Linked DNA regions of Homo sapiens: regions 2 and 3 are each linked to region 1. Evidence: chromatin loops called from intact Hi-C (ENCODE). Cell type or tissue: chondrocyte. All regions are shown on one strand. Each heading gives the region's core, and the rest is flanking DNA. Links, peaks and the distances in the headings are about the cores only. Region 1 overlaps LHFPL3 (LHFPL tetraspan subfamily member 3). Region 2 overlaps RELN (reelin). Region 3 has its middle 56 kb from the start of LHFPL3.

Region 1 (8,000 bases), core at 1-8,000:
CCAGTAGGCCCAGAGCTGTGTTGAGGAGAGTTGGGACTTTATATTCACAACAATCTTCACAAATATGAACTTAATTTTTCCAGGGTGACCAATGCGTTGGCCGTATAAGCCAAGTATACTCATAACCTCAGATTTTGAAAGCCATTTTTTTCCCTAGCAGTTTCATAATCAGCTATCCTCTTGAGTCCTATTGGGAAAGCATCACTAAATCTCCAACTCTCCAAGAAGGAAGGGGCAACTTGCTCTCTGATGGACTCACAGCCTAGAGATACCTCATGGCTTCTTGGTTGAGCCCAGCCAACCAGCCCAGAGACTCAGACTCCCAAGATGTATCCCCATGCTCAGAAAACACCCAGCCACAGGCTTCCTGTTCTTTCTTTTCTCTCACTAATTCATATTTCTTTCCAGAGAAATATTTCTTTTTTGAGTTATGATGCAGATACTACTGAGATGTTCCTTACAAGGGGAGCAAAAACTAATGTGTCAAAGTAAACATTACAATCCCATCTGAAGACTTGGAACACTATGATATACTTGCTGAGATCTCTTTCATGACTGGCAAGACATGAGAACAATATTTATCTCTAAGAGAAGGTAAAATTACTAGCAAAGGTGGTGCTATTCCTTCTAGAGCAGAATCTGTCAAAGTGGTGGCCTGTGGGTCTCCCACATCAGAAGTACCTGGAATGATGGTCAAAAAGCAGATTTATGCACGCCACTGCAGAACTTCTAAATCTCTGTGGGTGAGGGGTCAGAACCTACATTTTAAATACTGAGAGTTTTACTCTTCTATCTATAGTCATTTGAGAATCAGTGTTTGGAGCAGTGGCTCTCAAACCTTGGCGGGGGTGGGGGGGTATCTCAGAATCACCCAGAGGGCTTATGGAATACAGATTCCTGGGGCTCACCTCCACAGTTTCTGATTTAGCAGGTCTGGGGTTTGAAAACTTGCGTTTCTAATAAGTTTCTGGGCAATGCTGCTGGTCTGGAGACTACATTTTGAGAACCACTAGTTTGGAACAATTAAAACAATTTAGTTTCATGTCAGTCAGGTGTAACCTACTTCCTGTCCTGGGGAAGCCCTCTGCATCAGGGTGTTGGAGGTAGTGGTGGTGCTGGGCTTGTTTTCTGTCTGTCTAGGAGGTGGATGTCTGGGGAAGCAGTTGTTGGGGCTCAGAAAACAACACCCAAAATGAAGCCCTCAGAAGCAGGCTCAGAAGCAAAAGATCTTCTCTGACCTTCTCTTGCTCTCCTGTCTCCCAGTCCCATTCTCCCCCAAGGCTAGCCTTAGAAACGATAACGGCAAAAACCGCAATTACTTTTATTTATTTATTTTTTGTGACGGAGTTTCACTCTTGTTGCCCAGGCTGGAGTGCAATGGTGTGATCTCGGCTCACCGCAACCTCTGCCTCCCAGGTTCAAGTGATTCTCCTGCCTCAGCCTCCTGAGTAGCTGGGATTACAGGCATGTGCCACCACGCCTGGCTAATTTTGTATTTTTAGTAGAGACGGGGCTTCTCCATGTTGGTCAGGCTGGTCACGAACTCCCAACCTCAAGTGATCCGCCCACCTTGGCCTCCCAAACTGCTGGGATTACAGGCGTGAGCCACCGCGCCCGGCCTAAAAAAACCACAATTACTTTTGCACGAACCTAATAGAATTCCTCTTCCCCAAGGCTGGTCACAGAAACCAGAACCCTTTTTTTCCAAAGCCAGCCATAACATCTAAATATATTACTCTAACTTTCCCTCTGCTCTATCTGTATAAAAACTGGCCATAAAGGAATTTTCTGATCCACCTTGTTTGACTATGGGCCATAAGGCCCCCATTCCAGGGAGAGTCCTGCCCCACATCCAGAAGGAAGGAATGCTGGCTCAGAGAGGCCAAGAAGAATCTAGACAGAGAGGCCCTGCTGGGTTTCCCCACTCAGTCTATTAGCAGTAGATCCTAACCTTTTTGTCCAATCACATTTCTATATGGCTGTCCCTACTTTGTTGAACCTCTGCATAAAAATGGGCAATTTCTCCTGAATCTTTGGATCTTCATTCTGAAGGCTCCCAGGTATACATGTTAAATAAATTTATATGCCTTTTCTCTTATTAATTAATCTGCCGCATGTCACTGACTTTTCAGTGAACCTTAAGTGGGCCAAGGGCCTTGGCCCCCACACAGTGCAGGGCCACCCAGCCCCCAGGAGCCAGGCTGGTCTGTGCAGGGCCCTGAGGGAGCAAATTAATGTGTGTCTCTGTCAGATGGCTAGGCTCTGTTGGCTGGTTCTTCAGACTCTCGGGAGCTCAGTTAGTTTTGGGGTTTCCTCTATGGCAAGACATGAAGGCCTGGCCAAATCTAGAGCTTCTAGTAGTTCTCAGAACTAAGCTGGAGTAACTAGAAGCAGAAAAGAAGGCAGAGTTGGCTGGGCACAGTGGCTCACACCTGTAATCCCAGAACTTCCGGAGGCCGAAGTGGGTGGATGGCTTGAGCCCAGGAGTTCAAGACCAGCCTGGGCAACACAGTGAAACCCCAACTCTACTAAAAGTACAAAAATTAGCCGGGTGTGGTAGCACATGCCTGTAGTCCCAGCTACTTGGGTGGGAGGCTGAGGTGGGAGGATTGCTTGACTCCAGAGGTGGAAGTTGCAGTGAGTTGAGATCACGCCACTGCACTCCAGCCTGGCAATCTGACAAACCGGGTGACAGAGTGAGATTTTGTCTACAACAACAACAACAACAACAAAAAAAAAACCAAAAAAACAAAAAAAGGCAGAGTTCTCATCATCACCATGGCTAACTAGGAAGCCAGCTTGGCATATTCGCATGCTGATATGCCACCAGGCCTCCAGGCTGATATTTTAGGATCTCAGGCCATAGATGTGCCCCTTCTTCTGAAATATTTAGAAAGTATTTCAGGCTGAGGCTTGCACAGACAGTGGGGTGCTTTGCTGTGGCTCAGGGGCAGCCCATAGGACTCCTTTCCTCCTCCTTTCCCCTTCTCCTTTTCCCTTCCTCTCCCTCCCTCCCTTTCCTCAGACACCTGCAGTTTCCAATTTGGTCACTAGAGGGCTCAGCAGGACAATGATTATCCTAGGAAGGGGCAAAGAAGGACCTGCAAGAAGCCTGAAACCCACCCCCAACTCCAAGCTGGCTGTTTTTTGGGGGCTCTCCAGCAAAGGGAGAACTAAGGCAAAGAGCTCGTGACTCTTGCCTGCCTGCCCATCATCATCAGCGGGAAGACCAACTAGTCTTGTGTGGCTGCCCAAGAATGCCATTTTCCTCTTCAAACAAACAGTGCTACCGTTGTCACAGGAGAAGGAATGGTAACACCAGGGCAGTGATAGTTGCCAAGAAGGGCCTATAGTCCCCTTCCATTATCTCCAACAGCTGCTTCCCTCAAATGACATGGTGGATTGTCATCTTTCAATCTCATGTGAAGTGCCATGCAGAGGCGGCATCAAGAGTCCTCTTGTACAACCCTTCCAGCCAGATGAGCTGCCTCTCATTCCCTTCTCTGCCAAAATTCTGGAGCTGAAATTCTATCCTGGTAATACTTTCTGAGGCCATAGCTCTTTGTGGTGCTATTTGTCCAGCGCATTAGAACATAAGAAGTACACAAGAAATGATCCACTTCTGTGATTTTCCCTATTCTACCATATCCTGTCCTGCTCCTCCCACCAGATTTCGAATCAGTGTCAGATTCAGGGAAGGCTGCTGCAGACTAGATGTGTTATTTTGGAAAAAGTTGTGTATTCGGCTAAACTTGATATCTGAAAACCCAAATGGACCAAAATGTTAAATCAAGTGATGATTTTTTGCTCTCTAAAAAAGATTCATCATAGCCGGTCACAGTGGCTCACGCCTGTAATCCCAGCACTTTGGGAGGCCAAGGCAGGCGGATCACTTGAGGTCAGGAGTTCGATACCAGGCTGGCCAACATGGCGAAATCTCGTCTCTATTAAAAATACAAAACATTAGCTGGGCATGGTTGCATGTAGCTGTAGTCCCAGTTACTCAGGAGGCTGAGGCAGGAGAATCGCTCAAACCTGGGAGTCGGAGGTTGCAGTGAGCTGAGATCGTGCCACTGCACTCCAGTCTGGGCAACAGAGCAAGACTCCGTCTCCAAGAAAAAAAATTCACCATAAAAATGCCATTTACTTACCATGGAAAGAGAAAGCTCTGTTAAAAAAACGACATTGCATATTTGGTTAATAACTATAATTCCATAATTTTATGTAAAGGAAGGATGTATCTCAAAACTCTGCTGAAAGCTGGCATATGTGGGTTTCTATTCTTGCCTTATTGGCTTTTGAATTATTCTCTGACTGCCTCAGAGACTTCCCTGGCCTTGTTAACTTGGTCAGCAATACACTGAAAAGGAGAGAATGTAACCTTGTTCACCTGTTGGGTCTGCTCAAGTTCCAGAGCCCTGATCAGTGATATCTCAGGAAGAAGAGAAGTACATACCAGCTGGATAACCCCAAACTACTGAAATTGGCAGATTTGAGATGACCAAACCGGAGCTTGCCACATCTATCTGAGTTTGATAGGTCTGTGTAAAGGGCACAGGCTGTGTGCTCCTCATCTGCACTTTCTTCTTCCTGCCCTTGTTCTTCTTCAGTTAGTTACAGAAATTCACAAGGCCCTTGCTCCTGGAGGCTGTCCCCATTTGCAAAGCCTGACTATAACTTTTTTCATAATCCTACAGTGGAAAATGAATATTGCTGAGAGGAAACTGCATGAAAAACAGCCTGAGGTTACTCAGCAAACTTAGCATCATGTACTTTTGAAATCAGCTGCTTTCAAACTCATTTTACAGATGAGGAGCCCAAGAGAGGCAGAGCAACTTTCTCAAGCTCATCCAGATACTTCATAGCAGAGCCAGGACAGGGACCTGGGGTCCTTTTCGGGATGTAGCCTCCTTCACTTTTAAAAGGCTCTCCTGGTAGTGTGCAAGAGATTCTCTTCCAGAGAGAAAGGAACTGGGACATAACACAAAAAGATGCTTTGATGGGAAGAGGAGGATAAAGTTTTAATCCAGGCTCTGCCACCATCTTGGGCAAGTTACTTTCTCTCTTGAAACCTTGGCCATTTTCTATGAATTAAGGGATCTGGAGTCAAGGCTCTATCATCTCTAAGGACTCATCAGCTCTAGAATTCTGTTTCTAAACGATGGGTTGGGTCTCAACACTGCAGGGGTGTGGGCAGTGCTCAGTCATATCTCATGAGAGCCCCTCTAATTTTACATTCTTGTCATCTCTTCCAACTAACTTGGGAAGTTTCCTGCAAACTCACATTCAACACACAACAGAAACTTCAGTGAAATTGAGAACAAGAGGCAGTTCCAACCCTGCAATCACAGTCAGGATCATATTTTAAATGTTCCAGGTACGCTGTTAGGGACAAATCCCTCCTTCCCAATTTATTCTGTAAATCCAGTTTATCACATATTGAAATCACTCAGTTTGGATATATAGGTAATGGAAAATCAAGGAACACCAGAAGGAATTGTGTGTGTGCCCATGTGTGTGTATGTGTGAACAGTACAATGAAGGGCCACTAGAGTCCATATCTGGCTTGGAACCCATTATTCTTTTTCCTTCGTAGTCACAGTTTTGTTCCACATATATACGTGTTTCCATCGCATACATATGTGTACACAGGAAAATAATACATGAGAAGATGGCCTCTTTTCTCCGTGGCTCATTTTAGCCCTGTTACTTGGCACAATGGTGTTTGCTTTCACTTAGCATTCACTCTATGGAGACGCCCACAGCCGTAATCCACCAAAGGGTGGTGGCCCCAGAGAACACTGCATAGCAAAGGACAAGGTTTGTACAGAGATGCCCACATGCGTGGTTCACACTGTAGTAGTATGTTGCAGTGAGAGTGTGGACACATGCCTAGAATCCTAAAAGCTGATCATCCAAGTGCTCATTGTCAGAGAACAATAACCAAACACATCCCCCAGGACTCCCCAGCTCCTTCCCAGGGAGGTGCCAGGCTGACAGCTGCAAGTGCCAGGGATTGTGGGAGAGAGAAGTAAAAATATAAAATCAGGAACAAAGACAGAAGATTTATGGCTTGAAAGCGGCAGTTTCATGCGGCTCAAGTGCTAAGCGCTGAAAGCGGGAATCAGAAAACAGCGGAGAAAACATGCGGGAACAGAAGGCAGAAGCGCACAAAACAGAGCTGAACCCACAAAGCCATGCTCACACTTACATGGTGTGGTCTCACACTACCTTAGTTTGCCTTAAGCATTTCCATCATCTGAGAGTGTGGGAGGAAAAAACAGAACGGTTAAAGGTAAAATAAGAGCTCACACTTCATTTTTTAAAGATTAAAACTGACAACGTCATTCCTGGCTATTCCATTGACGGTGTGCAGAGACATACTTGGTGATTCTCTGCACATACTTGAGGAAAATCACAGTCCTGAGAGCCAGACTGCCTGGTTCATACTTTAGTCCTGCTACTTGCTGGCTGTAGGACCTGGGCAAGTGTCTTACCTTCCCGTGCTGTGGTTTCCTAACGTAAAACGGGCCAATAGTAGCACTTACCTCACCATGTTTTGGTGCGGATGGAATGAATGACCACATGGGAAATACTTAGAGGCCGGGTGCGGTGGCTTACGCCTGTAATCCCAACACTTTGGGAGGCTAAGGCAGGCGGATCACTTGAGGTCAGGAGTTCGAGATTAGCCTGACCAACATGGCAAAACCCCATTTCTACTAAAAATACAAAATTTAGCTGGGTGTAGTGGTGAGCGCCTGTAATCCCTGCTACATGGGAGTCTGAGGCAGGGAGAATTGCTTGAACCTGGAAGGCAAATGTTGCAATGAGCTGAGATTGTGCCACTGCACTCCAGCCTGGGTGACAGCAAAATTGCGTCTCAAAAAAGAAAGAAAAGAAATACTTAGAATATCTCTATTATTCTACAAGGAAAGAATATTCCTAGTCAATACCAAGCATTATCTAAGAGTTAGACATCATTGTTGTTTTTATTTTATCTTTGGTTTCCTCAGGCAATACCACCCAAAGGAGAGGAAAAAGAAGTGAAAGTCAAGGACTTAGAGAGAATTTTAGATGCTCAATAAGAAAAATAATCAAGGGAAAAAGACAAAAGTTAAAAACACATGGATAGAGCAATAGTTCCAAGTGTCGTTAAAATTCTTTGAGGACATCATTTCACATTCTGGATTATCCTAAAGCAATTCAGAGTAACTTTAAAAGAAAGATAAGTAAAAATCAATTGTACACACACAGATCAATTAGAACTCCAAAGCCTGGTTCACGCTGGACGCTTCAAGGCTATGTACACATCCTCAGGTATTGCCCTGCCATGCTGTTGTCTTGCATTTTCTCAATTGCCTCCATCTGGTGCCTCACAGAGAACTGCTGAAAGGTGCCAGTGCATGGATGGGGATTTGGGTGGTGGTGTAAATACCAACTGGTTGATCAAGTCATGCAGGCGGGTGAACTTCTCTCCCCCATTCTTTCCCAGAACCATTTCATTAGCTTTGCCCTCACTTGGCAGGATATTGTGGTCAAACAGGGAAGGATGGGACACTTAGTCTAAAAGGTACCTGCAAGCAAAATGCCCTGTGGATGACCTGGGCTTGAGTCTGCCTTTGCTGACCATGCTCTGAGTCCCTGGTTGGTCAGCACCAGGGCCCAGTTAGTTCCTCACTTTTCCTCAATTTGAATCCCACTCTTTCCACCTCCCAGTGGTGCATTTGCTCATGTAGATGGGCCTATTGAGACAGATCTTATTTAAAAACATGTAGCATTCCATGAAACTCAGATTAATGGCTTGTCCTCTCCTTCTGGACACCCAATTCCTTCCCCTCCAATACCTCCTATCTGACTGATAGCTTCCCATTTCCTGCTTCCCATCTGGCCCTCTTCTTACTTCTCTCTTTTGGTCACTTGTATTCATCACTGGCCCGAGATAGTTTTCAGAAGAGAAGGTACAGGCCCTCTCCTCTAAGTTTCTTTCTGCTCCTTCTCAC
Region 2 (10,600 bases), core at 1,108-9,107, 1.3 Mb after region 1:
GGGATGGGAGGCTATAACACTTTCAGGTAAACAAATTTAGAGAGGACTTTTTTTTTTTTTGAGATGGAGTCTCACTCTGTTGTCAGGCTAGAGTGCAGTGGTGTGATCTCGGCTCACTGCAACCTCCGCCTCCCAGGTTCAAGCGATTCTCCTGCCTCAGCCTCCCCAGTAGTTGGGACTACAGGCGCACACTATGATGCCCAGCTAATTTTTGTATTTTTAGTAGAGACGGGGTTTCACCATGTTGGCCAGGATGGTCTTGATCTCTGGACCTCGTGATCCACCCGCCTCGGCCTCCCAAAGTGCTGGGATTACAGGCGTGAGCCACCATGCCTGGCTATATTCTTTACTTTAAAAAAGCTTATTGGCTGGGTGCAGTGGCTCATGTCTGTAATCTCAACACTTTGGGAGGTCGAGGCAGGCGAATCACCTCAAGTCATGAGTTCAAGACCAGCCTGGCCAACATGGTGAAACCCCGTCTCTACTAAAAATACAAAAATTAGCCGGGCGCGGTGGTGCATGCCTGTAATCCCAGTTACTTGGGAGGCTGAGGCATAAGGATCGCTTGAACCTGGGAGGCAGAGATTGCAGTGAGCTGAGATCATGCCATTGCACTGCAGCCTGCATGACAGAGCAAGATGAGACCCTGTCTCAAAAAAATAAAGTGTACAATTCAATGTTTTTTAGTCATTACTAAATAAAAAAAAAAACCCACAGGGTTGTTGAAACCATCACCACAGTGTAATTTTAGAATATTTTGTCCCCACTAAAAGAAATCCTATACTTATTAGCAGTCACTCCCCACCCCTCACCCCAGCCCTAGGTAACCACTAAGCTATGTTCTGTATTTGCCTGTTCTGGACAGTTCATAGAAATGGAATTATACAATGTGTGTTTGTTTTACAATTGGCTTCCTTCACTTAGCATCAAAGTGTAGTGTGATATATTGTGGAATGTATCAGCTCCTCATTCCGCCTTACAGCTGATTAATATTCCATTTTATGGATATACCACATTTTATTTATCTGTTCATCGTTTGATAGGTTCTTGGGTTCCTTCCACCTTTTATGCTGTGGTGGACATTCCTGTGCAAGTTTTATGTGGATGTATGTTTTCACTTTTCTTGGCTATATACCTAGGACTGGAATTCCTGGTAATTATGTTCAACATTTTGAGAAACTGACAACCTTTTACCCACAACAGCTGTACTCTTTTACATTCCCACCAGCAATGTAGAGGATTCTAATTTCCCCATATCCTTACCAGCACTTGTTATTGTCTTTTTGACTGTTGCCATCTTCATGGGTGTGAGGTTGTATCTCATTGTGGTTCTCATTGACATTTCCCTAAAGGCTGATGATGTTGGGCTTCTTATCCTGTGCTTATTGGCCATTTATATATCTTCTTTGGAATATTCTCCAACTTTGTCAAAGAAGATAGGTTAATACAAAGAAATAGGCTAGTGGAGGAAATTTTATGCAAAACATAAAGGAAGGGTCTTGGCTTGCAAGGCAAATAGACACACATTTTGAAATGGGCTGACATCACAGAGTCTGTTGCTCAAACACAGAGGGCCAGGGGCTTCAGCTCTGAAGCTGACACAGAAGTCAAGACACATATAGCTGCAACACATACAGCCTCCCATAGCTTAACAACTGTTCATATTTACAGGTAATGATAAGGGTAGGAAGATTTTGTGGAGGTTGCAGTGGAGTTTTGAAAGGTTTGCTTAATGAGAATACAAAGTAATCATGAACCAAGAGATCCTTGCCTTGTCTCAGTTTTGTTAGTGAATCAGTGTGAGACTTAGGTCACTGGGCGTCATCGTCGTCTTCGGTAGAATGGCATTGTTAGGCTAGATTTTCTAGGCTTAAATATTTTATGTATCTCTTTCGAAGTAAAAGATATTTCAGGGAAGGATGAAGAGGTTTAAAATATTATGTTCCTTTCAAAGGGCTTTTTCTCACGATGATGACGACAGTGAGGACTTCATAGGTAGATAGAGTCATTCTGAAGAAAAGAGCAAAAATGAAGACTCTGTAATGTGTAGTGAAATCTGTTAAAAGGTGCGGAGGTAGTGTAGGGAGAGATACCTGGGAGACCAGTGAGGGGAACCGTACTATTAACAGTAATATTTTAACTACTTAGCAATGGATATCTATTAAACAAAACTGATGTAACACTTACTACATACTGTAGATGGGAAAGAAATGGTATAACTCCACAAAAGAACCAAGAGGAGAGAGTTCAAGGATATGGAAAAATGAGAAATCTTCTCTGGGACCATTTTTCCCCCAACTCCGGGAAGTAGCAGCTGATGGTGGCCATCATTATAAAGATAAATGATAACACCTGCCGAGGAACTCCACCAAGACACTCGTAGTTCTTGGTAAACAAGAACTAATTAATTTTCACAACACCCTTGTGAGGCGGAAAGTAGCATCTTCCTGGTTTACTGACAGGGAAGCATCAGCACATAAACATAAGTGATGTAGCCCCTTCACACAGTGGAGCTCTGACAGGGCTGGGAATAAGAAGTCCTGGCAATTCAACTTCCAAACTCTCATTTTTAACTTATATTCCAGTTCTTAGTGAAAATGTTTCCTCTTCTTACAAATTAATATTGGATAGTATGTGTATCCTTGTTTGATGGGTACATAATTACTAGGTGTAGTTATTCCTAAGAATATGAAATCATCACATCTAAGAAGGGGCCTTAAAAATCATCTCATTTAACTCCCTTATTATACATGTTTAGTTACTCACCGTGGACATAGAACCTACTAGTGCCAGAGTACAAATGAAAGCCCTCACTTATCTTTGCTCCTGAGGGGCCAACTCCCATGTTAGTACATTTTTCATGTAGTTTCTTACTGTTTCCTCTTCTTTGAAATGCCAGAGAGTTGCACAAATTGAAAATGTCAGCATTGGAAGTCCCCATAAATGCTGTCAACTCCAACAATGCATCTGGCTCTTAAATCTTCCATACAGTTTCTCTAAGTGGTTGCCCACATTGTGATTAAACACAGCCAATGCTCAGAAAGCAACCACCTGCTAGGCAACCCATGCCACCTCTCGGCTGCCAGGAAGCTGTCTGCCCCCTTCAACAGCCATCAGATTACCACCCCTCCACAGCTGACACCAGGCCCTGCCCATCTACCCTACAGGACATCTCTTGTAGGGTGTTTTGATCTTCCTGGGCATCTTTATTGCTACCAACTTAATAGTGTTTCAGCAAATGTTTATGAAGCTCCATCTGTAGGTGCCAGCAACAATAAAATGATAAATAAGGAAAATAACAGGAAATTACATATGAATAGGCACTTTTAATACAAGGTGACGAGGGCTTTGGTGAAGTATGTGTAAGATATTAGGGGAACCAAGAAAGTTTATTACTTACCTACTATCTATAAGCACTGAGGATACAAACCAATATTCCCTAAGGGATACAGAGATATTCTCTGCCCTTCAGAAGCTTATAGTCTAAAAAAAAAAAAAACAGAATGAATATATAAATGTTGGCTCCGAGTAATTATGTGCTATGGAAATATGGTATTCCGCTATGTTAATTATAAGTTGTTGCTGCAGATAAACAGACATAACTGTAAATAAATTTAGATAAATTTAGTCATTAAAAATAATTTATCAGCAAAACCGCTGAGTTACACAGCTTACAGGGGTGAGTGCATTTCCACATTGCTTACTGTGAGAATGGAAGCCCCTGGATACGAACTTCCTGGACGTTTAGAACACCCACTAAGCTCTAGGTGCTGTCCATGAAGTCTACGATGTTGAACAAAAAGGAATCAACCCTGCTCTCCTTATAACTTACCATTCAAGGAAGAGACAGACATGTATCAAATATGTATGCAAATAAATGTATAACTATAACTGTGACAAATACTATAAGAGGAAAACAATAGTTTGCTATGAGAGAGAATAGCATGGAAGAAACATCATTTTAAAAGGGATCAGGAAGAAAATTTCTCTGTGAGGACCTGACATTTCCTCTGAGACCTGAAGGACACACAGAGGTTAACCAGGCAGAAAGAGAGAGAGGAAGGGAGGGAGAGGAAGAGAGAGAGACAGAGACAGAGAAAGAGAATATGTAGGCAGAAAGGTGGGAATGAGTTTGGTGTGCTTTGGCGCCTGAGGGGAGAAACAGTGCTCCAGAGGCGAGTGACCATGATGAGGGAGGGAAGCAGAGGCCCAGGTTCAGGCGGATATCAGGCAGGACCTTGTGGGCCAAGGAGGGGACTAGGGGTTTCGGTAAAATGCAGTAGAAAGTGACAGGAGTTTATTAGGCAGAGATCACTCTGCTGGGGGAACATGCCAAAGCTGGGGAGCAAGCAAAATTATGGAGAAACCAGTTTGTACATAGACGCTCAACAGACATGTATTGGACTGACCTCTTCATTTCAGGTGAAGATTTTAGTTCTAGTCTGTTTCTTCTCCATTTTCTAAACTTTATAGAAATATTTTCATTTGGAAAATGCAAACTCCTTCCTGTTGTTTGGTCTTTTGTCCTGCCTTAAACAGATATTCCTGAGTCAAATGATTAACGGTCTCTTAATGACAGAACATATATGGATCAATAAACACAAATGGTTTCCTCTAAAAGTCTTTTCATGTTCAATGCACTTGAGCCTCAGGCATTGCTTGGATTTTACTGCCATCTAGTGCCTCTGAAAACACGTGTGTTGTATTTTTGAGCAAGACACTCTCCAGAACTCCGTGAATGAGCAAATATATTTCTGCTTCTGGAATGGGAGAACCTCTGTTTTAGCTTTACTTATATCGCTTTTATATCAATGTAAAATAAGTCTGGTCTCATTTATTATGCTCTCTCTTTTTTTTCTCTGTACAATTTTCTCTGTCCAATTAGGGAGCAAGTGGGAAGCTGAAATCCAGCCCATGTTCTGTTCCCAAGCCAAATGCAGAGGGCTTGCGGCTGCTCGGAGATAGTCATCTTTTCTGATTTTGCACTTACAAGTTAGCAGCAGCTCTGGTGTCATTCCATGGTACTTCCCACACGAAATCCAAGGCTCACAGCTCCCCTGAGGCTTCCAGTTTTAGGATTCGTTTTTGTTTCTGACTGTCTGTTTTTTACAAGGCTCAGGAAGATCACTTGGCCAAATTGTATGATCAAACTATCACAGTTTGGTTGGTTTGGTTTGACTATAAACAATGTTTTCTGTAGAATATTGTAATAATGGCCAGCCAGGCACAGTGGCTCATGCCTGTAATCCCCGCACTTTGGGAGGCTGAGGTGGGAGGATCACTTTAGGTCAGGAGTTCAAGACCAGCCTGGCCAACATGGTGAAACTCTGTCTCCCCTAAAATACAAAAATTAACTGGGTGTTGTAGTGCATGCCTATAATCCCAGCTACTCGGGAGGCTGAGACATCAGAATTGCTTGAACCCAGGAAGTGGAGGCTGCAGTGAGCTGAGATGGTGCCACTGCGTTCCAGCCCGGGTGACAGAGCAAGACTCCATCTCAAAAAAAGAAAAGAAGAATATTGTAATAATGAATGTTCTTTTCAGAAAAGAAGTAGGAATGTACATGCTTTTGTGTTACACTTCTCCATGCACTTGTTCAAACATACTGGAACACATTTTCTTTTCCACAGCATCCTTCATTAAAATTCTCATCTTCTTCAAAGGTCCCAAGCCACTCGTTTCCGTTGGCATCAACCAGCTCCTTTTGACAAGCAGCAGACATGGGCAATAGATAATGTCTATATCGGGGATGGCTGCATAGACATGTGCAGTGGCCATGGGAGATGCATCCAGGGAAACTGCGTGTAAGTCGGTTTTTTTCTTCCTTCTGTTGAAAGCTCCTGATTCACATTCCATCTAGGAGATTTTTCTGTAACTGGTTTTTGAATCACTCCCATGCTTCCTTAAGTTATACATTTTTTTCTGAAATATGATCTTGAGCTAACTGTGAAGTTGATGGATACTGTATCTTCATTCTTGCTTAGAGATTAGGAACTGAACAATAGCTATCTTGTCAGGAGACAGATGAATTATAATTAACTATATTTTATTTCCTTCTGTGTTTCTGTGATACACTCGAGCCTTGAAAATAACATTAGAAAAGGTTCAGGAGTTCAGTAAGTTCTGACCAAAACTAATACATCATGAGTATTTTTCTCACTTAGGTCTGAATATATGTAAGGATATGCACTTGTCATTGTTTAATTTATATTGCTATGTTGTTTGCCTAAGAAAGTATGTAGATGTCTGGTCAATTTACCAGAGGTATTTGATGCACAGGCCTATTGTATTACTCTTAGAGAACCTCAGTATACTTGGAATAATTTAAATGAAGGTGTGGGGGTGTGTGTGTGTGTCTGTGTGTCTGTGTGAGATTATGCTGTTTAATGGGGAAGTATGAATGAAGATGCTTTCCCCATACACCTGGGAAGTCTTTTTTTGGCTAATGATTTTAGCCCATACCCAGGACGACCCTTGAGATCCCTGAGCTTCCCAGTCCTATATTCATATGCCCTTCCACCCTAAACAGGGAAGTCAGTCTTTTGGTAAGAAGTGACAGTTATTGCCCAAAGTATCTTCTGCTGTTAGCACCATGGCCCCTTGGATTCCTAAGTGGCTCAAAGCCTCTGTTAAAAAGACTAATTTTGTAAATTATTAGGACCCACCAGTTTACTTTGGCAGCTCCCATTGTTTATCAGCCCTTCAGAGCTGTGTGATATGAGATGGGCCTTTAGTAGATTCTTTGAAGTTGCTTCTTTCTCTCCACCTATAACCCTGAATCACTACCTTAGGAAATGTTAGAGTTAGTTAATTCATAGATTATTTGTAACCTAAAGTACAGTTAAGGAGAGCAGGTGTATTCTGGCAAGCTCTCTGAAAATCAGTAACTTTTCATCATCTTGGACTAGGAAAAGAGTAGTCTTCACTAATTTGAGAACAAGCTTGCAGGGGCTTTGTCTGATGTTGACTTTTCCTCTCTCTTGCTCTGCACCCAGCTGTGATGAACAGTGGGGTGGCCTGTACTGTGATGACCCCGAGACCTCTCTTCCAACCCAACTCAAAGACAACTTCAATCGAGCTCCATCCAGTCAGAACTGGCTGACTGTGAACGGAGGGAAATTGAGTACAGTGTGTGGAGCCGTGGCGTCGGGAATGGCTCTCCATTTCAGTGGGGTGAGTGTTTGGCTGCTGGTTACTCATTTCTGCTCTTCTTAAGTTCCTTCCAAATAGTTGACTCTCTTCTGAAGTTTAATGGGCAAATCAAGATGCAGGGTTAGTTACCCTAAATGTACAACCCTGATCTGAACTTGCAACTTTATACAAATCTTTATGCTATAAAGATAACTTTATACTATACTTTATACCAAGTAATTAGAAAATAAATATAGTATAACTTTATGCTATGCTTTATACTAAGGAATCAGAAAATATTAATCATTCCCAGGATTTTTCTACCACAAATCAGTTGAGACTATTTAATTATTCAGGGTAGTGTCAGCACAGGTCATATTTAAGTACATATTACAAAAGAATGTAAGTGAATGTTCATCTTGGAAAAGAGCACTTGTGCAATCTTCCATCTGCATGGAGCCCTTCTAATTGACAACTCCTGAGCTTGCAACAGATTTTGGATTTAAGGAGCCAAAAATCTGGAAAATGAGCTGTGATGGTTCCTGAATTTATTAAGAACAATGAATTATTTTTATAGGTTGTCCAGGAAAGAATAATTATTAGAAATTACTAGATATTTGTATGTGTAGCATATTATCTTGTGAGTGACAGCAGCAAGCTTGGAAACTTTCTTTGGGAAATTTTATAGTCACTCTACTTTTCTGCCAAAGGCGACTCTGTTTAAAATACAATTTCTTGTATACCATGATTAGATAGACAAATTAATGTTTTAAAATAACAAATTTGGCCGGGCGCGGTGGCTCACGCCTGTAATCCCAGCACTTTGGGAGGCCGAGGCGGGTGGATCATGAGGTCAGGAGATCGAGACCATCCTGGCTAACAAGGTGAAACCCCGTCTCTACTAAAAATACAAAAAAAAATTAGCCGGGCGCGGTGGCGGGCGCCTGTAGTCCCAGCTACTCGGGAGGCTGAGGCAGGAGAATGGCGTGAACCCGGGAAGCGGAGCTTGCAGTGAGCCGAGATTGCGCCACTGCAGTCCGCAGTCCCGCCTGGGCGACAGAGCGAGACTCCGTCTCAAAAAAAAAAAAAAAAAAAAAAAAAAAAAATAACAAATTTACTGCCAGCTCTTTATTTCCTTAGCATGCCCTACCTTAGAGTTTACATTTGTGCCAATGAAGTGTATTATTTATATTCAACATTTTAGCTCGAGTAGCAAGAAGGCATATAGCATGTAGGCTTTTTATAATCAGCAACACTGAGAAAGACTGCAGTGTTCAGGATACTTTTCCTCACTTAGAACTAAAAGTGAGTTTTTCACATATGTTCAACTAAAAAAAATCCGTATATCAACATTAAGAAATTAATACAGATGCCATTAAATTCTGCTAAAGTGTGAATTTAAAACATTACAGTAATTAGATTATCTGTATAATTATAAAATTTCCAGATGTAGCTATTTTTAAATTTCATATTAAAATAGTCATCTATTTACAGGCGCGGTGGCTCACGCCTGTAATCCCAGCACTTTGGGAGGCCGAGGTGGGCAGATCACCTGAGGTCAGGAGTTCAAGACCAGCCTGGCCAACATGGTGAAACCCCATCGCCATTAAAAATACAAAAATTAGCCGGGTGTGGTAGCACACAACTGTGGTCCCAGCTACTCGGGAGGCGGAGGCAAGAGAATCACTTGAACCCAGGAGATGGAGGTTGCAGTGAGCCGAGACTGCACCACTGCACTCCAGCCAGACTGTCTCAAAAAATTAAATAATAATAATCATAATAAAATGGTCATCTCAATATGCTATTTTCTTAGTGGTTGATTCATTTTTAAAAATCTAATAGTGTCTGAAAATAACTGGAGATAGTTTAATAAAAATAAAGGACAGTTATATTAGTTCCAGCTCTCATCTTGCTTATGAAAAAAAAACAGCCAAGGCAACTTGGAAATGTGTCCTGGGCTGCGATACTCAACCTTGGCCCAAATAAACATTCATATTAAAAAAAAGGAAAAAGAAAACAGAAAATTATCTTGGAATACATTGTTCTCTGTAAATAAGTCTTGAATGCTGAAATTTCAAAGTTCAGCAAACATGTGCTGGGTACCTACTGTGTACTAGGCAAAATACTAAGAGCTAGCATAGTAAGAAAGAGGGTAAGAAAATCAGTGCCACAATACTATGTGGCTGGTATCACAAAATAAATATTAAAAGAATGGAAATACCAGCACTTTGGGAGGCCGAGGCAGGCAGATCATTTGAGCCCAGGAGTTAAGACCAGCCTGGACAACATAACAAAACCCTGTCTCTACAAAAAATTAGCTAGACATGGAGGCATGTACCCGTAGTCCCAGCCACTTGGGAGGCTGAGGTGGGAGGATCACTTGAACCCAGGAGGTCAAGGCTGCAGTGAGCTGTGATGGTGCCACTGCACTCCAGCCTAGGTGACAGAGCAAGACCCTGTCTCAAAAAAAAAAAAAATCCATAGAAAATCTATAATCTGCAATCGAGATTCCTTATCACTTTTTTTTATTTTACTTCTTTTTCTTAGGGTTGTAGTCGATTATTAGTCACTGTGGATCTAAACCTCACTAATGCTGAGTTCATCCAATTTTACTTCATGTATGGGTGCCTGATTACACCAAACAACCGTAACCAAGGTGTTCTCTTGGAATATTCTGTCAATGGAGGCATTACCTGGAACCTGCTCATGGAGATTTTCTATGACCAGTACAGTAAGCCCGGGTTTGTATTCGATTTGATATCTAATAACGAGTACATCGAGCAGAGATTGCTACCAGCAATCAGTCACGGGAGACTGAGGGGGACCTCAGACTTATGCCTCACTAGAGGATGCCTCTGAGACTGAAATGAAGAAGGGTTTCTGAGCTGGATAAATAGCTGGTTTGGGTTTTTATTTTAAGAACAACTAGTTTTCACATCCCAGAATAAGATGAAATATTCTACCACAATGCCAACGGTGAATAAACCCAGTGCAAAAACCCACAGAAATTAACTAGTATAATTAATTTCAGCAATGCTTTGGGAAAATGGAAACAGAAAAATAAATATTTATTTATATAGTGTACACTCTGTTTTTAGAGAATTTTGGACTGGAAAGCAAAGAAACACAATAAAATGTAAATATCCTTAAGAAGCCTAGAGATTATTTTTAAACTCCTTATTTAAAAACCTTGAATAAACACAACGTATGGGTCATTTTAAAAAAAGTACTGAAGGGCCGAAAGCAATGATTATGACCAATTAGAAATGTCAAAGAGTTGTTAAGAAGGAAAATAGCATATTCAGTAAAGTAGGAGGAGGAAGAGGGTAAGAAAAGAGAAGACAGAAAGAATGAGAGAGAGAGAAAGGCAGGGTCCAGGGGGAGGCTGAAGAGAAGAGGAAATAAATATAGCCCAGACAGGAAACACATGCTGGGCATGGTGGCTCACACCTGTAATCCCAGCACTTTG
Region 3 (10,600 bases), core at 999-8,998, 570 kb after region 1:
CACTCTCTTTTGGCTTGCAGAGTTTCTGCTGAGAGATCCGCTGTTAGTCTGATGGGCTTCCCTTTGAGGGTAACCCGACCTTTCTCTCTGGCTGCCCTTAACATTTTTTCCTTTATTTCAACTTTGGTGAATCTGACAATTACGTGTCTTGGAGTTGCTCTTCTCAAGGAGTATCTTTGTGGCATTCTCTGTGTTTCCTGAATGTGAATGTTGGCCTGCCTTGCTAGATTGGGGAAGTTCTCCTGGATAATATCTTGCAGAGTGTTTTCCAACTTGGTTCCATTCTCCCCGTCACTTTCAGGTACACCAATCAGACGTAGATTTGGTCTTTTCATATAGTCCCATATTTCTTGGAAGCTTTGTTCGTTTCTTTTTATTCTTTTTTCTCTAAAGTTCCCTTCTCACTTCATTTCATTCATTTCATCTTCCATCACTGATACCCTTTCTTCCACTTGATCGCATTGGCTCCTGAGGCTTCTGCATTCTTCACGTAGTTCTCGAGCCTTGGCTTTCAGCTCCATCAGCTCCTTTAAGCACTTCTCTCTATTGGTTATTCTAGTTATACATTCGTCTAAATTTTTTTCAAAGTGTTTAACTTCTTTGCCTTTGGTTTGAATTTCCTCCTGTAGCTTGGAGTAGTTTGATCGTCTGAAGCCTTCTTCTCTCAACTCGTCAAAGTCATTCTCCGACCAGCTTTGTTCCGTTGCTGGTGTGGAACTGCGTTCCTTTGGAGGAGGAGAGGCACTCTGCTTTTTAGAGTTTCCAGTTTTTCTGCTCTGTTTTTTCCCCATCTTTGTGGTTTTATCTACTTTTGGTCTTTGATGCTGGTGATGTACAGATGGGTTTTTGGTGTGTATGTCCTTTCTGTTTGTTAGTTTTCCTTCTAACAGACAGGACCCTCAGCTGCAGGTCTGTTGGAGTTTGCTAGAGGTCCTCTCCAGACCCTGTCTGCCTGCGTACCAGCAGCGGTGGCTGCAGTACAGCAGATTTTCGTGAACCGCGAATGCTGCAGTCTGATCGTTCCTCTGGAAGTTTTGTCTCAGAGGAGTACCTGGCCATGTGAGGTGTCAGTCTGCCCCTACTGGGGGGTGCCTCCCAGTTAGGCTGCTTGGGGGTCAGGGGTCAGGGACTAACTTGAGGAGGTAGTCTGACCATTCTCAGATCTCCAGCTGCATGCTGGGAGAACCACTGCTCTCTTCAAAGCTGTCAGACAGGGACATTTAAGTCTGCAGAGATTACTGCTGTCTTTTTGTTTGTCTGTGCCCTGCCCCCAGAGGTGGAGCCTACAGAGTCAGGCAGGCCTCCTTGAGCTGTGGTGGGCTCCACCCAGCTGGAGCTTCCCAGCTGCTTTGTTTACCTAATCAAACAACTAACTGGGCAATGGCGGGCGCCCCTCCCCCAGCCTCGCTGCCACCTTGCAGTTTGATCTCAGACTGCTGTGCTAGCAATCAGCTAGACTCCCTGGGCGTAGGACCCTCCGAGCCATGTCCGGGATATAATCTCCTGGTGTGCCGTTTTTTAAGCCCGTCGGAAAAGCACAGTATTGGGGTGAGAGTGACCTGATTTTCCAGGTGCCGTCTGTCACCCCTTTCTTTGACTAGGAAAGGGAACTCCCTGACCCCTTGCGCTTCCCGAGTGAGGCAATGCCTCGCCCTGCTTTGGCTCATGCACGGTGTGCTGCACCCACTGTCCTGCGCCCACTGTCTGGCACTCCCTAGTGAGATGAACCCGGTACCTCAGATGGGAATGCAGAAATCACCCATCTTCTGCATCGCTCACGCTGGGAGCTGTAGACTGGAGCTGTTCCTATTCGGCCATCTTGGCTCCCGACTGTGTGAAGCAATTCTTGATGGAGGAATTCTCTCTGGCCAGTGATCTATCCTAATTATTCAAGGCAAGTATGCAAATGAGAAAGAAAATAAAAAGTTAAATTGTAATTTCTCTGAAAATTAAAATCAAGGTAAAGTGAAAGTCTTAGACATGACAAAACAGAGTATTTATTTAACAGAAATCATAGTACTCATTGGCTACAGAAATGAGTTCAGAAAGAACAATCATATTATAGTAGTCTTTTCCCTTTTGGATGAGATTTTGGTTTGGTAGAACAGAGAAACAGCATAGACATTTGATATATCTTGATTTCTAATAAATATTTAAAGTGTATTTTAATGACAGTCTCATGAGTGGGTTGTTGACATGACAGTACCATGGGTGAGTCATGGGAGCTTTCACAACCACTGTAGGTGCTTATGAATGACATCATGTGGATGTCGTTTGCCACTTCCTGAGTGAATCTTGACACACAGCACTGCCAATAGAGCCGCATCTCCAGTAGCGTGTTAGAGGCTCTTCCTTTACTTAAGTGACTGAAGTCAACAATATCAGTGACTTGGTTGAACTCCCAGAAAGCAAGATTTCAGAGGTCAAAATTAGGAATGATGATTTATGCAATAGAAAGAACTTATACCATAGATCACATAATTACAATTCAGTATCCCTATGAGCTAGAACACTGGATTAAAATCTATAGCGTGAAATTCAGTAGAAATAAATGATAATTCCTGTATTTTTCATTAAAAAATGTATGCTTTGAAAGTATGGAAAGAGGTTGTTTTTCACACAGGAAAAAAAAAAACTTAACGTGAGCCAGTGTCAAGCAATGTGAGTTTGCTGCCAAACAACACATAGAACATCAATCCGCCTTTAAAAGAATAGAGTCAAGAGCATGAGATTAATAGTTTCTTGACTTCTAGGCTGAACAGTTTATGTCTGGAATACTGTATTTTATTTTTTTAGCAGCACATCTTAAGGAAGACATAGACAAATTGTGAAGTATCCAGTGGTGATTGGAGCAACCTGGACACTATGGTAACTGAAAAGCAATAGATTCATGTGGATAAGAGAAAACTAAGAAAGACCATCACAGAGATTTAGAAATATATATTTGAACATTTTTTCCTACAGAAATGAGATAATAAATTTGTTTTCATTTAAAAAACAAATGACAAAAGCAGAATCAATAAGGGAAAAGACTTCAGATCCATCTTAGGAATGCTTATTTAAATAACTTGCACAGTGCTACAGGTTTTCATTTGCATTACAGTAGGTCTGAGAAAGGTCTACCACAGCACACAGGCAGTAATTAAGACATGTAATGAATCAAAGGAGATGGTATAGATTAAGAAGAGAAGATTACTGAGGGTGAAACATTGACTTGAAGTTGTTGACAATCCAATGTGATTGAGAAGGAGAAACTCTAGAATTAGGAAGAGACAGAAAATAGTATCATTTCTTGGAAGCCAAATGAGGAAGCCAAGAAGGAATAAAATGGCCAACAGCATTCCACTAAAGAGAGGTCAAGTAAAATAAGAACAGAAAAAGCAGTCTTTGGACTTGACAAGCATAATGTCTTTGGTGATCTTAGTGATTTTAGTCACATTGTGAGGACAGAGGCCAAATTGTAAATGATTGTGGGAAAATGAGAAGTGACAAAAGGGAGCAGGCACTGAAGCTTATTTCTTCCAAAATGTTATCTGAAAGGCTCCAGAGGAAGGGAAATGGGGACAATGTTATGAACTGAATGTTTGTATCTCCCTTAAACTCATGGTGAGGTACTATCCCGCAAAGTGATGGTACTTGGAGATGCGGCATTTGGGAGGTGATTGGGGTTAGATTAGGCCATGAGGGTGGGGCCCTCATGATGGGATTAGTGGCCTTATGAGGAGAGAAAGAGAAAGAAGTCACTTGCTCTCTCCACCATGTGAGGACACATCAAGAAGGTGGCCATCTATAAGGCAGGAAGACAGCCTCCACCAGTCACTAACCATGCTGGCACCCTGTTCTCAGACTTCAAACATTCAGAACTGTAAGAACAAATTTCTGTTGTTTAAGCCATCCAGTCTGTGATAGTTTATTTTGGCAGCCTGAGCTAACTAATACAGGCAATAACAAAAATGCTATTCTGAACCAAGGGAAAAGCTTTTAAATTTAATTGTTTTAGGATAGGCAATACTGAGTCTGTTTCTACAATGAGAGGAGGATGCCAATGAAAAAACAAAAGTTTAAGAGACAGAAGATAACGAATAATCAATGGAGCAAAACTCCCAAGGAAGCAGTAGGAAGTAGGACTGAGGGCGAGATGCAGGGATTGGTCTTAAATAGGAACAACACATATTGGGTATGTATGAAAAAGATTTTCAGAACCACTGCTCATGACTGGTTGATGAAATGTTTAGTATTTTGTATACAGGCAGTGTTGGAAAAGAATAAAGTGCCAGGCTGGAGAAGGATGGAGTCCACAAAATAATCGGGGGCTAAGCTTGTTTACTACAAACCCTCCAGAAATTACTTTCCTTCAATTAGAGGAGCCTTAACTCATTACAGTTAAAGTTTCTCTAATTGTAGGAAAATAATTTCTGGAGGGCTTGTAGTAATCAGCATGGGGTAATGGAGAAAATTTTATTTTCATTGTAGCTATAAGATAAAAAGACGCAATGAACAAAAAAGAAAAAAAAACTTAAACAACTGCTTCTAAGTGCAGTTGGCAAAAGTCAGGACATATATGCCTATAATAATCAATGAAAATAAATAACATGGCCGGGCACGGTGGCTCATGCCTGTAATCCCAGCAATTTGGGAGGCCAAGACAGGCAGATCACGAGGTCAGGAGATGGAGACCATCCTGGCTAACACGGTGAAACCCTGTCTCTACTAAAAATACAAAAAGTTAGCTGGGCGTGGTGAAAGGTGCCTGTAGTCCCAGCTACTCTGGAGGCTGAGGCAGGAGAATGATGTGAACTCGGGAGGCGGAGCTTGCAGTGAGCCAAGATAGAGCCACTGCACTCCAGCCTGGGCGACAGAGCGAGACTCCATCTCAAAAAAAAAAAAGAAAGAAAATAAATAACATATTACTGATCACAATAGCCAAAAGCATGTTCTAGATTTCCAATGCAAATCTAAATGTCAGAAAAGTTTTTCAATGCGGAGAATAATTTCACCTCGCGTGGGTTTACTAAATGTCCAATATATAAGATATAAACTTGTATTTCAGTATTGCGTTCCTTTTAAAGCACATTTAATATTTTCTGGGCCCTATTAGTCTCTGCTGATAACCATTATTAATACAATTTAACCTTGACTTTTCCTGCTACTATAACTTAGAGAATGTTATGTACTCCCCAAGTAACATCTGACAACTCTCAAGTACACAGATAGTTTGCTATTTCAAGTTTCATTGCCTTTTAGCATTTGCCCAGGAAGTAATAAATGCAAGAATCAAAGCATGACTGTTTTGTATAGACTCATCTATATATAATATAAATAGCCTGATTACAGACAATCATCCAACCAGCCTGATTTGCAAACAGAGGAAGTTTTAAGACACTGCCATCTACTGCAATGGCCAGAAATTGCATAGGCATTTTATGAACTGAAAGGAGACAAGAGAAAATGTCTTACCATGCCATCCCCAGCTATATCAGTAAACTGTTGAAGATGATTTGAAATAATAATTAAGTGACTGTTCTAAAGCATTACACTGTCAAATACAGCTTTTAGAATAGCGAGGCTTGTTCAAAGGGGCAGAATTGAGGCGTGATTGTGGGTTCTAACACAGAAAGGCTGGTAAGAAATGAGTGTATTTAGTATATTGCTTCTGTTAGTGGCCAAGAACCTATTGGGAATCACTAAGTAATCATCACTTTGAGGTTTAACCAAGCCTGGTTTAAAAAGTACACTTACAAAATCTTTAGTGACTTTAAATGGCTTTCAGAGCCCTTGAAATTCTCCATTCAAGGGAGGTCAGACAATTATATTATTAATTCTTTTTTTCTGTAGATTTTTATTCTTAAAAGTTGCTTTCAACAGAATAATTTAATTCATTGATTCTTTTTATATCTCAAGTGTACATATTTGGAAGATAAATTTTATGAGAATATTATCTATAAGGCCTCTATTACCCTAACATCATGGAAAAGTAACCTTGACTTGAATTAAATTAAAAGAATATGCTTTCATTCTTAAATCTCTATTTTTCTAAGGGGGAAAAAAGGTTCTCTAAATCTCAATCATTTTTATATGTTTGCCTTTTACTGAAGTGTATGATCTATTATTTGATTTTGCAGTTATTGTCTAGTAATACACACTAAGGTGCCATATCTTATGATTTTCACTGGCAAGACAAATATAAACAAGCAAGATAAATAGCCTGATGACCCCATGGATCAGAACTTTGGATCTTAATGTTTACTCATGATCTTTCACAGGCTTCTATTCATGTATGTGCCACGAATACCAAGTTTACCTACTTGGAATCTCTGAATAAAGCATATCGACTTAGAGAAAAGAAGTGAGAGTAAACATACTAGGTTGGTGCCCTCCTATTCTAACTGTTAATCACTAGAACAAGCAATTGTTTTAAATGTGTGGTAGGGAATTCTGTAGATTTAAGTTCATCATTTTAAATTGGACTCAAGTTATATAGTCCTAGTCATTTAGTTTTTCAATTACTTACTTACAAAAAGACTAAATGCAGTAATCTAGAGAAATAATTATTAATATTTAATGCAGATTAAAAGTTAATAATTATTATTCTGATTAATAATCAAAATTCTTTTGATAAAGATCTTTATTTATCTGCTATGATAGTTAACTTTATGTGTCAAGTTGGCTAGGCCATAGTGCCCAGATAAGTGGTTAAACATTATTCTGGATGTTGCTGTGAGGATGTTTTGGGGTCAGGTTGACATTTAAATAAGTGGACTTTCATTAAGGCAGATTGGCCTCCATAATGTGGGTGGGCTTCATCTAAAGGCCTGAACAAAAGGCTGACCTGCCCTGAGCAAGAGGGAATTCTGCAGCAAACATCTTTTCAGACATGAATTGCACCATTGGCACTTCATGGGTCTCTAGCTTCACAGCCCAAACTGCAGATTTTGGACCTACCAAACTCCATAATCACATGAGCCAATTCTTTAAAATGAACATCTTTCTATATATGCATACACATCCTAATGGTCCTGCTTTTCTGGAGGACCCTGAATAATACACATGGTGCTTAATTTTAAAAATGTAAGATACATATTTTATTAGAGTTCTCAGTTTCAAGCAATAGAATCTGACTCTGACTGACCTAGCTATGTTTTCCATGAGCCCATTGAGTAAGCCTTGGACTGGCAGAGGAAAGAAATTGTCTGACAGCCTCAAGGTGAGTTATGTTGTGTACCTGCTGACCTAGAGGATTATCAGAGGGGCATCTGGTGATCATTCACAGCAGCCAACCCTGAGTCTGTGTTTTAGTCAACCAACAATTCAAACAATACCAATATAATCTTCTCAAACATTAATCCAAATAATCTGGTTAGTACATTCATATTGATAAATTTAGGTCAATTAGGTGTAAAGTTGTATATTCCCCCCTCCTTTTTCTATCTCTTTTAGGATCTATTACTATATGTACTCATTCTTCCTTCCTTTCTCCTTCCTTCCCTCCCTCCCTTCTTTCCGTTCCGTTCATCAACACAAATTAGCTAAATTTTGCAATTCATTTAGTGTGTGCATCTTTTATGTTTGTGTATGACTTTATATTTGCATACCTCATGCTTGATGGAATTTGATTCCAGGTAGAAGCCTGGAAACAATGTGAGGTAGTACAAGTATGGTAGAAGGAGAATTGCCTTTTCCTTGAATGGTAACTGAGATGAGATAATCACAGGGTCTTTATCTCACTTGCACGCAGGAGGGGCCTCCTCATGCAGAGAAGTAGGTGGTGCCTCTCCTGGAAGGAGGCTCAGGGGAGCTTATAAGTTTGGCATCTCAGCCCCTAAATCCTTCCATAAGCTCCCATGCCAATTTGGGGTCCCTTTCTTTCCACTAACTTACTTATAAGAGACAGGCATGGTTATGAATTCAACAGATATGAATTTTAAATTTGATTCTTTAGTATATTATCCTGCAATTACTTTTGTTGAGAGATTTTCATAACAATCATAGACATTCCATGATTTTCTCTTTTCTGTGAACTGAGAATTTAGAAAGTTGAGGCTTTTATTCTTTCTTTAAGGCATTCAATACAGTTAGAAGCAACTGACTTATCCCTTAAATTCCTCACAATCTTCATACTTTTCCTGTAGTAGCAGCCTCTGGGTCACCAAAAGCCTTGCCGTTAATGGATACTCTAGATGTTAATTGTATGACCTAATTTAGTTAGTACATTTCACTGTGTGTGTTTCATGTGATGCCAGAATCCATCTCTTAGTATTACATGAATTTTAGGAGCCACCAGTCCCAACTAGTTCAAATAGCCTATTCCAATTTTTCTCCATTTCTCTGCATTTCTGTTGCCTGTAATCACTTTTGTAATATATTTCTATATCAAGAGTTCTTAGTTATAAGGGAAAAAAAGTAACTTTGGCTGATTAACCACAAACTCTGCTTTATATTAGGATATTAAGAAGCTCATGGAAGTGTAGGCAGAGCTAGACAGTGAGCATTAAGGCTATGCTTCTAGGGAAAATGCTCCAACCCATATGTTAGAACTTCCCTGATAAAGAAATGTCTACCATAGCCCTCACCAAGCACTGATATCAAGACCTTGACTTCTCTGTAACCACTGCTACACTGGTGCCAGGGACTCAACTTGCAGCCACTGACTTCCTTCAAAGCTAAATGCCTCTTATGCTGATCTGGGTCCTCCTAGAAGCGAACATTAAGGTAGAGCTAAGCATGCAGGGATTATGTTAGGGAAAACATGTGTGTGACAGAAAATGGGAGCATGCTAGAATAGCAGGGAGAGCCATCAGACCTCCACCAAAGTCTGACTTTGAGTTCAGGAAAAGGGAGTTAGGGTAGGCAGAAGTGTGCTGGGCTGCTGTACAGTCTAAGGAATATTTGGGAAGGTCCATCAGGGAGTCTTCCAGCTGACGTCAGTTTTTGAAGGACAGGGATAGGGCCTGCCTAGGTGTCCTGTGGCACTCACTGGGCAGCCATGTGGAAGTGTGGCCTCAGTGCAGGTGGCTTTTCGAGGGCAGCAGCTGGGGCCCCATGGCTAATGATACTCCCCACAGTTGGAGGTCTGGTGTGCACTCCTGTGGTGACTACACCTCTGTCACCATGCCTTGCCAGTGTGCAGATGCTCCTACCCCAAGCTGCTGTCTTGAAAATCTAAATGCCATGTGAATGAGTCCCATTTGGAATCTATGTCACACGCCTGTGCATTGACTGCAAAGAAGACTGGGGAGAAGGCATCAAATTCATAAACTACAAATTCCTCAAATATAGCAAGGTTGTTAAAAAATAGGTTGGGCAGACAGAAAACATGACAGATGCTACTCACAATAATGAAAATAAAATATCATAATAAAAGACATAATAAAAGTAGGCACATAAGTTGTGCCTACTTAGCTATTTTATCAACATTTGGTGAATGGTTGAAAAGAACAAGTTTTGTGAATGTCTTTTAGCATTAGAAGAAAAAAGACCAGAAGAGAACAGGAACTGGGGGAAAGAAAAGGAGACAAAATGGAGGGCAGAGATGAGGGTGAGAGAGGAGCAGGAGTGAAAGGGAAGAATCTAGAGGACATGCTAAAGGAAAGAATTTGGAGGGGGTGGAAAGTCATGAGGGGAGGGGAAGAGCTGGGAGAGAAAGGAGAAAATTCAAATCCATGATGCGGCCTCCAACACCCACACTTCTAATCATGATAATCCAAGAGGACACAACAGTAAGAGGTAGTTGGACTTGACCCCAGGTCCCTCTCTCAATCTCTCTCTCTCTCTCTCTCTGTCTGTCTTTAAGATGGGGGTCTCACTCAAGCTAGAATGCAGTGGCATGACTGCAGCATTGACTGGCCAGTTTCAATCCATCCTCCCCCCTCAGCCTCCTGAGTATCTGGGACAACAGGCACATGCCACCATACCTGGGTATTTTAAAAATTATGTGTAGAGATGAGGTCTTGCTATGTTGCTCAGACTTGTCTTGAACTCCTGGGCTCAAACGATCCTCCTGCCTCGACCTCCCAAAATGTTGAGCTACCACCCCTAACCCCCAGCTATCTTTTAACTCATTGTTTTAAGGGCCTTTATTTCGTTAAAATGCCCCCTGGGCAAATCAAACCTACAGAAGGAATTTTTTGCACAATGAGTTTTTTCACTTGATTTGGTGCATAGAAAACCATAAGATCAAATACAAGTTAGAATGGAAGCTCATTAATGGAAATAAGCAGTTTACTCCATCCAGTCAAAATAGTAATTAACTACCTCCTTCAATTCTGTATTTTGCTTTGTTTTTTGAGACCTTGCTCCTGGATGTCCTCTATCCAAGAAAGTAGCTTATAGGTTTATTTCTTGTTAACCAAATATTCCCACACTACTAATCTTTGCATTTTCTATGATAACCTGTAGATGGCACCCTAGTTGGTGCTCCCATTTTTTCCTAAGTTCATGCAATTCTGATAAGACTATGTGATGTACAATTTAGATAAAAGGCATTTGAGATAAGTCAAATGCAACATGTAAGTAAATGGATTAATTTTTTCTGGTGCAAACTCTCATTTTATTTAGGCCAACATAATTACAACTTTATAACATGATTTCAGACTATAATGAC

The links. A loop is a pair of places that touch in the nucleus more often than their neighbours do. Peaks named below come from ENCODE experiments on the same cell type or tissue, not always from the same donor. Only the 100,000 strongest peaks of a DNase experiment are listed, where the experiment ranks them.
Region 2: it touches region 1 in a loop (2.6-fold over the local background); 7 of 110 quality-filtered maps call a loop at or near these places.
Region 3: it touches region 1 in a loop (5-fold over the local background); 23 of 110 quality-filtered maps call a loop at or near these places.

What each region holds. Positions count from the first base shown.
Region 1 is chr7:104,843,641-104,851,640 of GRCh38, reverse strand. All of the region lies in intron 2 of LHFPL3 (LHFPL tetraspan subfamily member 3), which reads right to left. Among named protein-coding and RNA genes, the nearest start is that of LHFPL3-AS1, 44 kb to the right of the region's middle. In chondrocyte, for the core only: CTCF peaks have their summits at 2,876 and 3,078 (motif pointing right); no DNase peak of the experiment used is centred there.
Region 2 is chr7:103,518,595-103,529,194 of GRCh38, reverse strand. It overlaps RELN (reelin), which reads left to right. Exons shown (of 65, transcript NM_005045.4): 47 at 5,664-5,804; 48 at 6,996-7,173; 49 at 9,679-9,872. Among named protein-coding and RNA genes, the nearest start is that of SLC26A5, 78 kb to the right of the region's middle. In chondrocyte, for the core only: CTCF peaks have their summits at 4,496 and 4,706 (motif pointing left); no DNase peak of the experiment used is centred there.
Region 3 is chr7:104,267,758-104,278,357 of GRCh38, reverse strand. No RefSeq gene overlaps it. Among named protein-coding and RNA genes, the nearest start is that of LHFPL3, 56 kb to the left of the region's middle. RefSeq lists an enhancer at 1,270-2,469. In chondrocyte, for the core only: CTCF peaks have their summits at 5,184 and 5,384 (motif pointing left); no DNase peak of the experiment used is centred there.